Linked DNA regions of Homo sapiens: region 2 is linked to region 1. A link is a contact called in ENCODE Hi-C or POLR2A ChIA-PET data. All regions are on one chromosome and are shown on one strand. Each heading gives the region's core, a stretch centred on a gene start or an enhancer-like site at or near the end of the contact. The rest is flanking DNA. Distances are from core to core; before and after follow the strand shown. Region 1 has its middle 73 kb from the start of SERTAD2. Region 2 holds the start of LINC01800 (long intergenic non-protein coding RNA 1800).

Region 1 (2,700 bases), core at 117-2,616:
ATCTCTACTAAAAATACAAAAATTAGCTGGGCATGGTGGTGGGTGCCTGTAATCCCAGCTTCTCGGGAGGCTGAGGCAGGAGAATTGCTTGATACCGGGAGGTGGAGGTTGCAGTGAGCCGAGATCACACCATTGCATGCACCTGGGCAACAAGAGCGAAACTCCGTCTCAAAAAAAAAAAAAAAAAATACCCTACCCAAAACCATTCGATACTATTGAGTTCTTAGGCCCTGGAGAACTAACTGAGGGCAAAATCACCTGATTATAGCCAAATACTGCTGACTGAGAGGCAGAAACCTGAGTAAATGAAAAGAGGTTGACTAAAAGGCAAAAATGGAAGCTAAGTATGATCCACGCAAAGCAAGCAGGATACTGAATGCGTTTTTATAAGTTAAAGAGAAACTCATCCCTCTAAGAATGTAACACAGCTTCCTCCCATACCTGCTTTATTGGAGACTAGTTTGCCCTTGAAATTTACAATCCAGCTGCCTTTGTGTATATCTGAATATTTCAAGCAGAGTACTGTGAAAACTGACCCACTTATACAATGCAGTTTGTTTAGTTTGGGAAGCAACTATTGAGAAAGACAAACTTAATTCTGGTGCAAATTAGGTCTGTAAAGGCATTCTGTGAGTGTTCATTGGCAAAGTGATCTCTTTCATATAATGGCACTTGTAATTATTCTGATCAATTTTGCATTCCCTATCAATTCATCTTGACTTGGAGACAGCCCAAATTATCAGGGGTGCATTCAGAAAGGCTCTCCAGGTTGTCGGCTGATCAGTGCTGAGGGAAGGCCATGAAACATGTGGCTTGCTCACCATCAGCTCTTTGAAAATGTATTTTAAGGAGTTCAAAGTTATTAGCAGAGCTTTTATAATAAGATATGAGTAATATGGGATTTTCTAAGTTAAAACTTTTAGGGGCAAGACCTAAAGAGAAACTTGGTGCTAACAATCACAGTTTGATTTGCTTTTAATCTTATACTTCAGCTTCTCAGGGATGGGTGGCATTATTCCAAAAGTTCCAAAGTGGCCACAGTTGCTATTTTTCTACAAATAGGAGGTCATATAAGAACATATAAGAAAGGGCTTCTTCATAAATGTTTCCAGATGACCAAGACCAAATTTGGATTATCTATGACATTCTTAGTCTTTTAAATGGCTGAAGACTTAGCACTAGGTGCATTTTCTCCTGGATTAAGTCTCTCCCACTAGATCCAAAAGTCCTCCAGAGCTGGTTCCACACAGGGCTTTGCACAGAGTAGATACTCAGGAATATCTGCTAGAATCTCAAGTCAAATTAGCTCTTGAGACAAGAACTGTACCTCTGTTGAAGGAGGTGTACTTTAACAGAAAGAACACAATGGTCTGAGTTTGAGGAAGTGGGCCCTAGTCTTTGCAATTAACTGGAGTTTCACTTTCCTTATGAAGGGCTTTACTCTAGATTTAGATATATACACATATTTGAACCAAATGGTCCCTAAGGTTCATTCAGCATGGTTCTAAGTAAGAAATAACAAGGCTCCTCTTTTATTCAATTATTGACTTCAAAGTCAATCAAGAAGCTACCCTTTGACGGTACATATGTTCTTATTGTGAGTAACATGGAATGGCCACTGAGGAAGATTTTTAGACGGTGATTTTCTGTGTAAATATGAGAATGACAGGGAAGACAGGAAGCTAGATGCTATCAAAGTGCTGGTTGCATGGTGGAGGGAATACTGGAGCAGGATGGCTCTAATGACTACTAGCTGTATGCCCTTGGACAAGCTGTAAACTCTCAGAAGTCTGTTTCCTCATTTGTAAAATGGGAGACAATACCTCACAAGGTGGTTGTGGCTGTGGGTGTTAAATAGGATAATGCTCATGAGAGCACTTACAAACTGCAAGGCACCATACAAATACAGATGGTATTATTCCTTGTACCAACCTGCCAAAAACGGTTTTTTCAACAAACTCTGAAGTATTAAAATAAAAAGCTAATGTTTTCCCGAAGAACTAAAATTGAAATTCTTTGTTTTCTGCTCATATTATATCTAGGTGTGGAGTGGACAGCAAGACAACTTAAGAGTTAAAATCTAAGCCCAGCGTGGCTCTCCAGCTGGTCTACCACTGACTTCGGTTATCTAACATCTGGCCTCTGCCCTTACTACTATTAGTTTACAATTACAAACAACCTCAGGCAGTGCTGAGAAACTCCATTGCCTGTTAGATGATAAGCTGGGGCACTTTAGGAATTGTTTTGCTTTGTTTTGTTTTTAACTTAAATTTGGTTTGGGCAGACCCCCTGCTGCCATTCCTGTAAGAATAGGTGTGGGTTTCCCCAAGGGCAGTGTTGGGGAAGACCCGGACTGGCATGCATGCTGCACTGGCTGATTTCTGCACTGCATTCCACAAGGTGCCCACAGCACTGCAAGGGCTGCCCTCTGCTTGAGCTCCTGCATGGCTGCTCCCTGCATGAGTAGCTTACGTGCGGCACGGCTGCTCCTTGCATGGGCAGCTCCAGCAAGGCCAGCACAATGCATTGCACGGGCCGCTCTCTGCACGCACCACTCCACGCTCACAGCAGCCCCAGACTTTGAGACTTTAACTGCAGAACAGAAGTGAGAGGCTTCGGCTGGCAGCTGTTAGTTGCTCCTTATTCTTTGTCACTCACAGAAAAAAGAGAAAGATGGTAAGAAGGCAGTGACTTGTTTTC
Region 2 (2,791 bases), core at 216-2,715, 140 kb after region 1:
ATCTCCACCTCCACACTTCTCATTCTCACTTCCACCCACTCCAACTGGGCTTTTAGCCCTAGTTGTCTGTTTTAATAGCTCTTATCAAGGATGCCAATGACTGACATCTTAAGGTCACATTGGTGGCCAGTTCACCATCCTCTATTCATCTGGCCTGTCAGTGGCACTGAATGCGTTTGACCACTCTCTCTGTGGAAGACTGAATTATGGGTCCTATTTCTTGTCCTGCCTCACTCTATCCCTATCCCCTTCAATCCGACTCTGCAGTCCCTCCCGCTAGATGTAGACTATACTGTACTTTCTTGCCCCTTGACTTTGGGCGTGGCTGCATGACCCCTTTTGGCCAATGGAATGTAGGAGGAGGTGACATGGTGCCAGTTCCAAATCTAGGTCTTTAGAGGCATTTTATGTTTCCACCTGCTTTTTTGTGCCTATTATCACCATGGGAGAAAAATGTGCCCTAGCTGGCCTGCAGGTACAAAAAGAGTGAGGGACATGTATGCAGAGCAGGCTCAGCCCAACGGTGGCTTAGAGCTGCCCAGCCAACATCAGCCTCATCTAGCCAACCTCCAGCTGACTCACAGCTTTGTGAATCAAATAAATATTTACTGTTATGCCATTGAGATTTTTGTGGTTGTTTGTTACCTAGCAATAGCAGACTGATACATCCTCTTTCTCAAAATACTTCCTTTGCTGAGTTCCTTGTAATCACCATCTTCTGGTTTTCCTCCAGTGTCATGGGCTGTCTTCCTCAGTCTGCTCTGCTGGGTTTTCCCCTACCAGATCTCTAAAGGTTGGAGTGGCATCAGTCTCAGCCATCTGCTACCTTCTTTCTTGACTCTCTCCCTAAGTGGAATTATTCTGGCCTACTGCTTTGAAGACTACCTACATGCTGGTTCTCAAATTTAAATCTGAACTCCAGACTCAAAGCTGTCTACACATATTTACCTGATGTCTGATAGGTCTTGGCATGGCCCAAACACAATTATGGATCCACCTCCTACCCCCAACATAGGACTACCCAGTTAGTCCTGGGTCAGATCATCAGTAAGCCTTATCTATTCCCACCTCCAAAACTGACCCAGAAACCAGTATCACATCTCACCATCTCCATAGCCACAACTGTGGTTTTTAAAATCTCCTCCTGCCAGGACTTTTGCAATAGTATCTTAACTGTTTTCTTCACTCCCCACCTTCTAACCCTCCAAAGGCTTCCCACTGCAACAAAATAAAACCCACACTTCTTACCTTGATCCATGAGGACTCAGCTACCTATGTTCCCAAGGCCCCTCTATTCTTCTTGCTCACATTGCTCCAACCACGTTGGCCTTCACGGTGTTTCTTAAGCATAAGGAGCACATTTCTGCCTCAGGGCTTTTGTTTTTACTTGCCTTTCTGCTTGCAGCACTCTTCCCCAGATCACCACATGGCTGCCTCCTTCCCACCCAGAAGGTCTCGAATGCCACCTCCTCAAAGAGACCTTCCCTGGCTAAATAAAACAGCACCCATCAACCTACCACACACACGGATGCACCCACATGCACACACACACACCCCTCTACCACAATACTCTAGTTTAGCTTCCTTTTTTTGTTATTTTTAATTTTCTTTTGCAGAGGCAAAAGAAGACACTTGCTGCCCAGGCTGGTTTTGAGCTCCTGGCCTCAAGTGATCCTCTTGCCTTGGCCTCCCAAAGTCCTGGGATTATAGGCGTGAGCCATGAGTCTACTCTGTTTCTCCCATTAAAATATAAAATCCTTAAGAACAGGTATTTGTCTCAGTCTCTGATGTATTACCAGGGCCTAGAACATGTCTTGTACATAGTGGACTTTCAATAAATGCTTGTTGATTGACTGACTGATGCTAGAACTGAATAGAGAAGGGATACAATTGGCTAGATTGTGAACATGGGAATGAATGTCCCAGGAAGGCAACTGCAGAAAGGCTGGAGAATTCAAGATACAGTATATCCAAGGGGTTATGAGGGGCCAGGCTGGCTACAGGAGAGAATTCATGGGGAATGAGGGAAGAAACTTCTGCATGGTGGAAAGACTTAAATGCCATCACTCCCAGTCATTGGAGATCGTGGGTGCCCCTGAGGGTTACAGATCAAGGACGTGATATGTTGAAAGCACAGGTTTTAGGATGATTAGTAGGGTTGAAAGGTATGCATTTCTGAGTGTCCTTAACTATGTGTCTTCCCTTGGGATCCCAGAATTTTAGAAGACAAAGACATCTAGAAGAATCTGAGAGCCCAGGGGAGCCAGAGAGATTGGTCCCCTTGGATTCCAGATGCAAGAAGAAGCCATTACCCAACCTTTCAGGGACCGATACTGAGTTCCCGGTTCAGGAAGTTCTCCCTGTGTAATTAAGGATTTGCCAAGCGCACAGCCGGCATTCATACACACGTGTTAACGAGCTGGTGCCCCAGTGTCCCTGGGCTCCCTTATACCCTCCCCCGACACACACACACACACACACACACACACACACACACACACACACACACACACAGTTGCTTTCATGTACCCAGTGGCTGAACACAAGCTTCCCCATACCCCCACCCCACGGATGCATCTCTAACCCAGCTACTTGCCTTCCCAGCCCCCTCCACCCAATTCTATTGTCAGGGCTGAACAAAAGGCCCAAGGCATCCTGGGTTAAAGGATTTTTAACTCTGCCAATCCCAGGAGGCTCCAACATGAAGCAGCTTCCTGCTGGAGAAAAGTGACTGAGACATCTCCCCAGGCGACAGGGGAATTTTTTTTTTTTTTAATCTGGTCTGAAAAAC

The links. Hi-C counts contacts between places; a loop is a spot of excess contacts on that map. ChIA-PET counts read pairs that join two places held with the same protein, here RNA polymerase II (POLR2A). Pooled maps may share reads with other maps.
Region 2: a map of B cell shows a loop between it and region 1 (5-fold over the local background). The contact joins the promoter of LINC01800 here to the enhancer-like site in region 1. A Hi-C loop is called at or near these places in 4 of 168 maps with a recorded cell type or tissue (B cell, GM12878, left ventricle myocardium inferior and 1 more), 15 of 37 single-sample maps with no recorded cell type and 10 of 50 pooled maps. POLR2A ChIA-PET finds 5 or more read pairs at or near these places in 7 of 52 experiments (A673, H1, K562 and 4 more).

Annotation. Positions count from the first base shown.
Region 1 is chr2:64,725,810-64,728,509 of GRCh38, forward strand. No RefSeq gene overlaps it. Among named protein-coding and RNA genes, the nearest start is that of SERTAD2, 73 kb to the left of the region's middle. Within about 2 kb of position 1,367, at least 7 of the 41 ENCODE cell types and tissues checked have a DNase peak (open chromatin) inside an H3K27ac peak, as active enhancers do; they include B cell and GM12878, where a contact is called at or near this core.
Region 2 is chr2:64,862,166-64,864,956 of GRCh38, forward strand. It overlaps LINC01800 (long intergenic non-protein coding RNA 1800), which reads right to left and starts at 1,466. Exons shown (of 5, transcript NR_110224.1): 1 at 1,249-1,466.